Regions from separate parts of the Homo sapiens genome. Here region 1 is linked to region 2. The links are chromatin contacts, found by Hi-C or POLR2A ChIA-PET in ENCODE. All regions are on one chromosome and are shown on one strand. The core of a region is the stretch at or near the end of the contact, and the rest is flanking DNA. Distances in the headings are between cores, read along the strand shown.

Region 1 (3,551 bases), core at 683-3,182, 1.1 Mb after region 2:
TGGCTAATTTTTGTATTTTTAGTAGAGATGGGGTTTCACCATGTTGGCCAGGCTGGTCTCGAACCCCTGGCCTCAGGTGATCCACCCGCCAAGGCCTCCCAAAGTGCTAGGATTACAAGCATGAGCCACCGCGCTCAGTCCACCTTCTTCAAAACCTTAAACCATAATCTCAAAATGTCATTGCAACATGGAAACATACACCTCCAACCCATTAAAAGACTACTGAAAGTTACAATAATAACACAATATAAATTATTGTTTCTTTCTTTCCGTTTTTTTTTTTTTTTTTTTGAGAGGGAGTCTGCCTCTGTCGCCCAGACTGGAGTGCAGCGGCAAGATCTCGGCTCACTGCAACCTCCGCCTCCCAGATTCAAGTGATTCTCCTACCTCAGCCTCCTGAGTAGCTGAGATTACAGGCGCGTGCCACCACGCCCCGCTACTTTTTGTATTTTCAGTAGAGAAGGGGTTTCACCGCTTTGGTCAGGCTGAACTCCTGACCTCGTGTTTCGCCTGCCTCGGCCTCCCAAAGTGCGGGGATTATAGGCGTGAGCCACACCGCGCCCAGCCAAATTATTGTTTCAAAAGGATCTTTACGCTGGGCGCAGTGGCTCACGCCTGTAATCCCAGCACTTTGGGAGGCCGAGGCGGGCGGATCACGAGGTCAGGAGATCGAGACCATCCTGGCTAACACGGTGAAACCCCGTCTCTACTAAAAATACAAAAAATAAGCCGGGCGTGGTGGCGGGCGCCTTGTAGTCCCAGCTACTCTAAAGGCTGAGGCTGGAGAATCGCTTGAACCTGGGAGGCGGAGGTTGCAGTGAGCCGAGATCGCGCCACTGCACTCCAGCCTGGGCGACAGAGCGAGACTCCGTCTCAAAAACAAAACAAAACAAAACAAAACAAAAGGATCTTTACTGCCTAGTAAGCAGTAGCTTCAATAATTATACAGGACAGGCAACGTGGCTCACGCATGTAATCTTTCGGAAGGCCAGAGAGGGAGAATCTCTTGAACCCAGGAGTTCGAGAACAGCCTGGGAACATAGGGAGCCCTCCTCGCTACAAAAAAAAAAAAAAATGTTTAATTAGCCCGGCGTGGTGGCGCGTGCCTGTAGTCCCAGCTACTCCGGAGGCTGAGGCGGGAGGATCGCCTGAGGCCAGGAGTTGGAGGCTGCAGTGAGCCATGGTCGCGCCACTGCACTCCAGCCTGGGAGACCCTGTCTCAAAATAATTATAATTATTAACAGAACGAATGAGTTGGACTCGCAGAGCCTAAGTGACCTGCAAGAACTTCACAAAATAAGCGGGTAAAGACCCAGGCCGGGCCGGAGGCCTGTCGGCGCCACACGCCTAGGCAGCCGGGGCAGAGGTCGGGGGAGGTCCGCTCCAGTGCTCCGCGCGGCGGCGGCGCACTAGGATCGGGCCGGCGCCCGGCAGACGAGGGCCAGCTACGTCCCTGACGCCGCTTGGGCCCAGCGGGGTCGCGCGGGGGCTCTAAATACCTCCTCCTCGTCCTCCGAGTCCTGCCGGCCTCCCTCCAGCCTCAACGAGAAGTGACTCATGTCCTCCTCCTCCTCCTCTTCTTCCTCCTCCAGCTCCTCTTCTTCTTCCAACTCCTCGTCCTCGTCCTCGAAGCGGCCTCTGAAGCGGCCCAGGCTGCGCTCCGGCTCCAGCTCAGGGGGCCGGGAGCCGGAGCAGCCGGGAGCCCCCGTCTCAGACAGAGGCGCCGGTCCCTCCTCACCCGCTGCGGGTGCAGGGGTGAGGGCGGGCGGGGAGACAGGAGGCGGAGGCGGCAAGGCTGCAGCTCCCTCGGTTTTGGCAGCGCCTACGCTGCCCGCCGTCACCACCGCGACCCCCTCCATGGTCGGGAGAGACACCAGGCGAGGCGAGGCGGCGGGAGAGCGCGGGAGTTCGGCCGGCCTCGGACGCCACCACTGCGCAGGCGCGGCAGCCTGAGGGGCTCGCCGGGAAATGTGGTTTAGCGGCCCTCACCTCCGCGGGGCGCAAACCCTGCAGCTCCGGGGCAGGCTGCGGGGCGCGCGGGCCGCACTTTAAAGGAATCTCACCAGATTTTCTCCTTGGAAGGGGACGCTCTCTTCGCCGCCTTTTAAAAACAGCAAAATTGCTACCGTTCCAAGCAACAATATTCTGTTTGCATCACCTAATTCACAGAGCACTGAACTAGGTAGCATGTGACGTTGCATCACAAATAATAATCATTTCCACTTGAGTACCAATTATGCATTTCCTCTGTGGCAAATCACCTCCATCCAAGATTATTTCCCTTAGGAAGTATAAAGTTCCTGTTCTGAAGTATGTACGTTTATTTATTTTAAGGAATTATATAGTGTATTGATACAAGGTGAAAATCTAATCACTACTCAAAGATCATCCATGTCACCCCATCCCATAAAGCCCATTATATTGAATTCGAAAAGCTTTTTTTTTTTTTTTTTGAGACAGTTTCGCTCTTGTCGCTCAGGCAGGAGTGCAGTGGCGCTCACTTGCAACCTCCGCCTCCCGGGTCCAAGCGATTCTGCCTCAGGCTCCCAAGCAGCTGGGACTACTGGCGCCTGCCACCACGCCCAGCTAACTTTTGTATTTTCAGTAGAGACAGGGTTTCACCATGTTGACCAGGCTAGTCTCAAACTTCTGATCTCAGGTGATCCACCCGCCTCAGCCTCCCAAAGTGTTGGGTTACAGGCCTGAGCCAGGGCGCCGGGCCCAACAAACATTTATTGAGGGCCTACTGTAGCAGAAACTCAGACCCACCCAGGTACAACCCACCCCATTGCCCAATTTTATTAAGAGAGGTTTGGAGTTGGCTTAACATTATTCTTGCTAGTCCGGGCGCGGTGGCTCACACCTGTAATCCCAGCACTTTGGGAGGCCGAGGCGCGCAGATCATGAGGTCAGGAGTTCAAGACCAGCCTAGCCAACATGGTGAAACCCCGTCTCTACTAAAAATACAAAAATTAGCTGGGCATGGTGGCGCGTGCCTGTAATCCCAGCTACTTGGGAGGCTAAGGCAGAAGAATCACTTGAGCCCAGGAGGCGGAGCTTGCAGTGAGCTAAGATCGTGCCACTGCACTCCAGCCTGGGCTACAGAGTGAGACTCCATCTCAAAACAAAACAAAACAAAACAAAACAAAACAAAAAACAAAAAAACCATTATCCTTGCTAAGATAATGCCAGCTAATGTCACGATGCCTGCAAGAAAGATTCGGGAAGTCAAATGCTCCTAATCAAATAATGCCTGGCAAAGTCACATTTAAGAGCTGAATGTGACCAGGCACAGTGGCTCCCGCCTGTAATCCCAGCACTTTGGGAGGCTGAGGCAAGCGGATTGCCTGAGGTTGGGAGTTAGAGACCAGCCTGACCAACATGGAGAAACCCCATCTCTACTAAAAATACAAAATTAGCCGGGCATGGTGGCGCATGCCTGTAATCCCAGCTACTCGAGAGGCTGAGGCAGGAGAATCACTTGAACACAGACGAGGTGGAGGTTGCGGTGAGCCGAGATCACACCACTGCACTCCAGCCTGGGCAACAAG
Region 2 (3,897 bases), core at 1,288-3,787:
TCATGTCTTGACTGTTCAGTGACTCCCATTGCCCTTAGGATAAAGGTCAAGCTCCCTAGCCTGGCATACAAGACCTTCAGGACCTGACCTTGTCTTCATCTCCAATTTCCTAGTAGTGTCCTGCACACCTCTGGCCCTTCCTGTGAAAGTAACCCATCTTTATATTGTCAATTCCTACTCCTCCAATGTTCCACTCAAGTCTTATTTTCTCTGGGAAGCCTTTTCTGAACTCTCAGTTTAGCCCCTTGCTCTCATGACCCTCAGTGTATACCTTCTATTACACCACCCACCATATTGAAGGGATCAGCTTATGTGTTGTCTGCTATGATAATAAAATTTAGGAGGGTAAGGACCATGTCTGTTATTCCCAGGCATAATGTAGAATCTCAATAAATGTCACACTGAAATCTATGAGGAAGATGTTCTGCCTGGTAAGATGATGATTAGTGGTTAGGAGGGACTAGGGAATTGTCATCTCTCTCCTCCCCATCTCTATTGCACAATCACATGCTTTTAGAATGATGAATTTCTGGAGGTATGTAGAAGTAGATATTGGCGAGCAGAAATTTTTGGCCCACTTAGAGGATTTTCCAATCGGCTTTCCAGGACCTCTCAATCTGAGACAGGCCCAGGACACCAACTCTCAGTTTTCAAATGAAGAGGAAAATGGCTTTGAGGTAATGTGGAAAGAGGTGCTATGATGGTATATCCTCTTTCCCTGACTCTCTTTGGGTGATAGAGGCTAGATCCTCAGCTGGACCCACCGACCAGAAGCCCAATGTGCAGGTGTAGGAAGTTACTGAGGGGTTCTTCACGTCTGATATCTGATGGGTGCTTTACACTAGAGCATCGTGGCCAGGTGTGGTGGCTCACACCTGTAATCTCAACACTTTGGGAGGCTGAGGCGGGTGGATCACCTGAGGTCAGGAGTTCGAGACCAGCCTGTCCAACATGGTGAAACCCCATCTCTACTAAAAATACAAAAATTAGCCTGGTGTGGTGGCAGATGCCTGTAATCCCAGCTACTTGGGAGGCTGAGGCAGGAGAATCACTTGAACCCAGGAGGTGGAGGTTGCAGTGAGCCAAGATCACAGCACTGCACTCCATCCTGGATGACAAAGCAAGACTCTCTCAAAACAAACAAACAAACAAAAGACAAAAAAACAAAACAAAACAAAAAAATAGCGCATCGTAGCACACGGATGGTCTTTGGATGTCTGGTTTTGAGACTACTTTCCTATGTGGTTAGTTATAGAGCTTCCCTGGACTTGGGTCGTCCATAATTGGGAGGATGTATGGAAAGAATTAGGTATTTTTTTTTCACTGCCTCCCAGCAGCTTCTCCAGGTCTGCAGGGACACTGGGGCTCTAGTGTCCCAAATAGGCTGGGAATTTCATGATTCAGTCTCCTAGGAGAAAACCCATCCTCTTGTCCTCTTCTCACGCATTCTCACTTCCAGGTAATACAGGTAATTCTAAATAGCTTAGTAACCTCTATCATCTCTTGCAAGGGGAGGAGGCAGCTGGGGGCAAGACAGTGAAAACAGGTGGGCATCCAACCCTCAGGCCCCTTAGCGTTTCTAAGGCAAACAAGAAAGACTTCTGTTTCCTATCACTGATGAGGTGGGCTAAGCTGCGTATTTAGCCTGGTGGATAAGGCCCGTCAAAGGCTTGGTATGAAAGGCAGACCGGGAGTCAAAGCCCGATATACTAAGGCATAAGAGGTGACAAAAGGCGATGAAAAGAGTTGGCCTGGGGGTGAGGAGACCCAGGGGTTCGTCTCTCTGCTCTGCTATTTACTAATTATGTGAACATGGGCCCAGCCTTCCACCCTGGGGCTGTTTCCTATAATGTAAAATGAAGAGACTTAAATTAGATATCCAGGGCTTCTGCTACGTCCCATTTTCTCTATTTCTGGATGATGGGAGTGGGGCAGAGGACGCTGAAACAGAGTTGGGACGTGACAGACATAACTGTGAGAAGCCACGACAGGGAAGGTGGACAAGAGGGCGAGGAGAGCAGGGTGTGGAATAGATCGCTGGACTTGTTTTTAGAATGAAGGGAGCCCAGAGCTGCCTCGAAAAGGAGTGATTCCTCAAGGGGCATGGTCTTGGCCCAGGTAACTTTGATAATACGTGGACAGGGGAGTAGGGATGCCCGCTCAAGTTCTCAAAGCGGACCCCGCCCCTTTCCAGCCAATTGTAGCCTTTTTCCCCATAATGCCCAGCAGCCACTGCCAAACCGCGCACTGCAACCGAACTCTACCTAACTCCACCTCTCTAGCCGCCCAGCCCAGTTCCTCATTTTTTATTGGTTTTTTAAACTGTCACTCAGAGAGTACTCGTATCCGTTGGTTGTCCCCTAACATACCCTTTCTTTCCCTTGTAATCGCGCTTCTTTAGGCACTACCCGCCTCCTGAAGCCAATTTCCTTTATTCGATTGGATAGTCGGAATGCTACTTTTCACGGTGCAAAGCTATGATTGGCTGCGCGCGGCAGGGCTCGCGCAGTTACCAGGCAGCGGGCTAGACTGAGGCTAGTTACCACGTCAGTGAGCTGACAGGGAAGGTACCCGGCTCTACTGCCCGTCCCGGACGACTCATCCTGGCGGACTGTGCAGTCCCACCCTGACTTCGGCCTCAATTTCCAGGAAACAGGCTCCTTCTCTTCTCCCATCTGCTACCAGAGCCGGGAGAGCTGCTCGGAGACGCCTCCGGGGTGCGGGCTGGACATGAGCAGCGGCTGCCGGTCCTGGGACTAGGCCCCGCCATTTTGGATCCGCTGACAGGTCAGCGAAGTCTCTTCCTAGAGTTCCGGTGTCGTGAAGGCCGCCCTGACATCGCAATAGGGAATTAGTGGGAAGGGCCCTTAAATTGGGCGAGCCAAGGTGGGCTAAGGACGCAGCGGACAGGAATAAGACGAGGGAAGGGTTGTTGTGGGAGGGAACAGGGAGGTATGCAGGGGCAAAGGTCATGCCTCTGCCGCAGGAGGGGCGATTTCTGCTCTCATTACTGATCCTTTGCAGGTGCCCAAATCTTCTGTTTTCCCAGGCTTGACCTAGTATTTAGCTTCTCCTTTCCAGCGCTTTCTGCATCCTGAAGAGCCCAGTACTCAAAAGCTGAAAGCAAACCTAAGGAGCATTGTGTCTACTTTTATGGGTTTTCAGACTTTAGATGTGAAAGTCTCTCTAGATTCTGTACAGCGTCTACTTCTTTGTGATTGCCTCACTAATACAAAGGAACTGCTTCATTAATAATGATGAACTAGTGCACCCTAGAATCAGGTTGTCAGCAGAGGGACGTGTGGAAGGCTTGAGGTTATAGCAGCGCAGGGAACTGGGCTATGAGAAGGCTTCCCTCTTACAGGACAGCTCAGCTGCCAGTCTGGGTCTGTATGTAAACACTATACTTATCTTCTGGGCCTGTTTGTTCCTTTATACAATCTTTCACAGGCATTCTTTTGTAGTGTATGTTTTTGTTGACATTTTTCTCTCAGATCTTCACTAAGGAGATGAGGCTTAATCATAAGGAAACCACTCTATTATGACATATTTGACTGACAGCAGAGAGAGATATTTGAATACTGGCAAAGTTTGGTATTGTCGGCCTATTATGTTTAGTGGGCAAAAAGAGTCATGAGAGATTTTCAGCCAATTGTAGGGTCAGAGCCCCAGAGTGAATGATGGAACATAACCCTAGAGAGTAGTTTATGGCACTGTGATGACCTTTGATAAACTGCTGTGTTGTAAAGCTATAAAAGTCCACCAAGGGTAACGAATGCTTTTAGAAATAAGGAATAGTGTAGATGGTGTTTTTTAATGCACAATGTGGAAACTTGTGCATTAATTCAGGTATAAAAGGCACTCTAGGCCCTGTGGAGGATACAAATGGAAAGGTCT

What was found. Hi-C counts contacts between places; a loop is a spot of excess contacts on that map. ChIA-PET counts read pairs that join two places held with the same protein, here RNA polymerase II (POLR2A). Pooled maps may share reads with other maps.
Region 1: a pooled map shows a loop between it and region 2 (4-fold over the local background). The contact joins the promoter of PCGF6 here to the promoter of GBF1 in region 2. A Hi-C loop is called at or near these places in 1 of 168 maps with a recorded cell type or tissue (CD8-positive, alpha-beta T cell) and 7 of 50 pooled maps. POLR2A ChIA-PET finds 5 or more read pairs at or near these places in 2 of 52 experiments (A673 and naive thymus-derived CD8-positive, alpha-beta T cell).

What each region holds. Positions count from the first base shown.
Region 1 is chr10:103,349,208-103,352,758 of GRCh38, forward strand. PCGF6 (polycomb group ring finger 6) reads right to left here and starts at 1,933. Exons shown (of 10, transcript NM_001011663.2): 1 at 1,500-1,933. The coding sequence starts at 1,859. RefSeq lists an enhancer at 1,161-1,666 and a silencer at 1,832-2,061.
Region 2 is chr10:102,242,995-102,246,891 of GRCh38, forward strand. It overlaps GBF1 (golgi brefeldin A resistant guanine nucleotide exchange factor 1), which reads left to right and starts at 2,538. Exons shown (of 40, transcript NM_001377137.1): 1 at 2,538-2,787. RefSeq lists enhancers at 2,286-2,345, 2,546-2,995.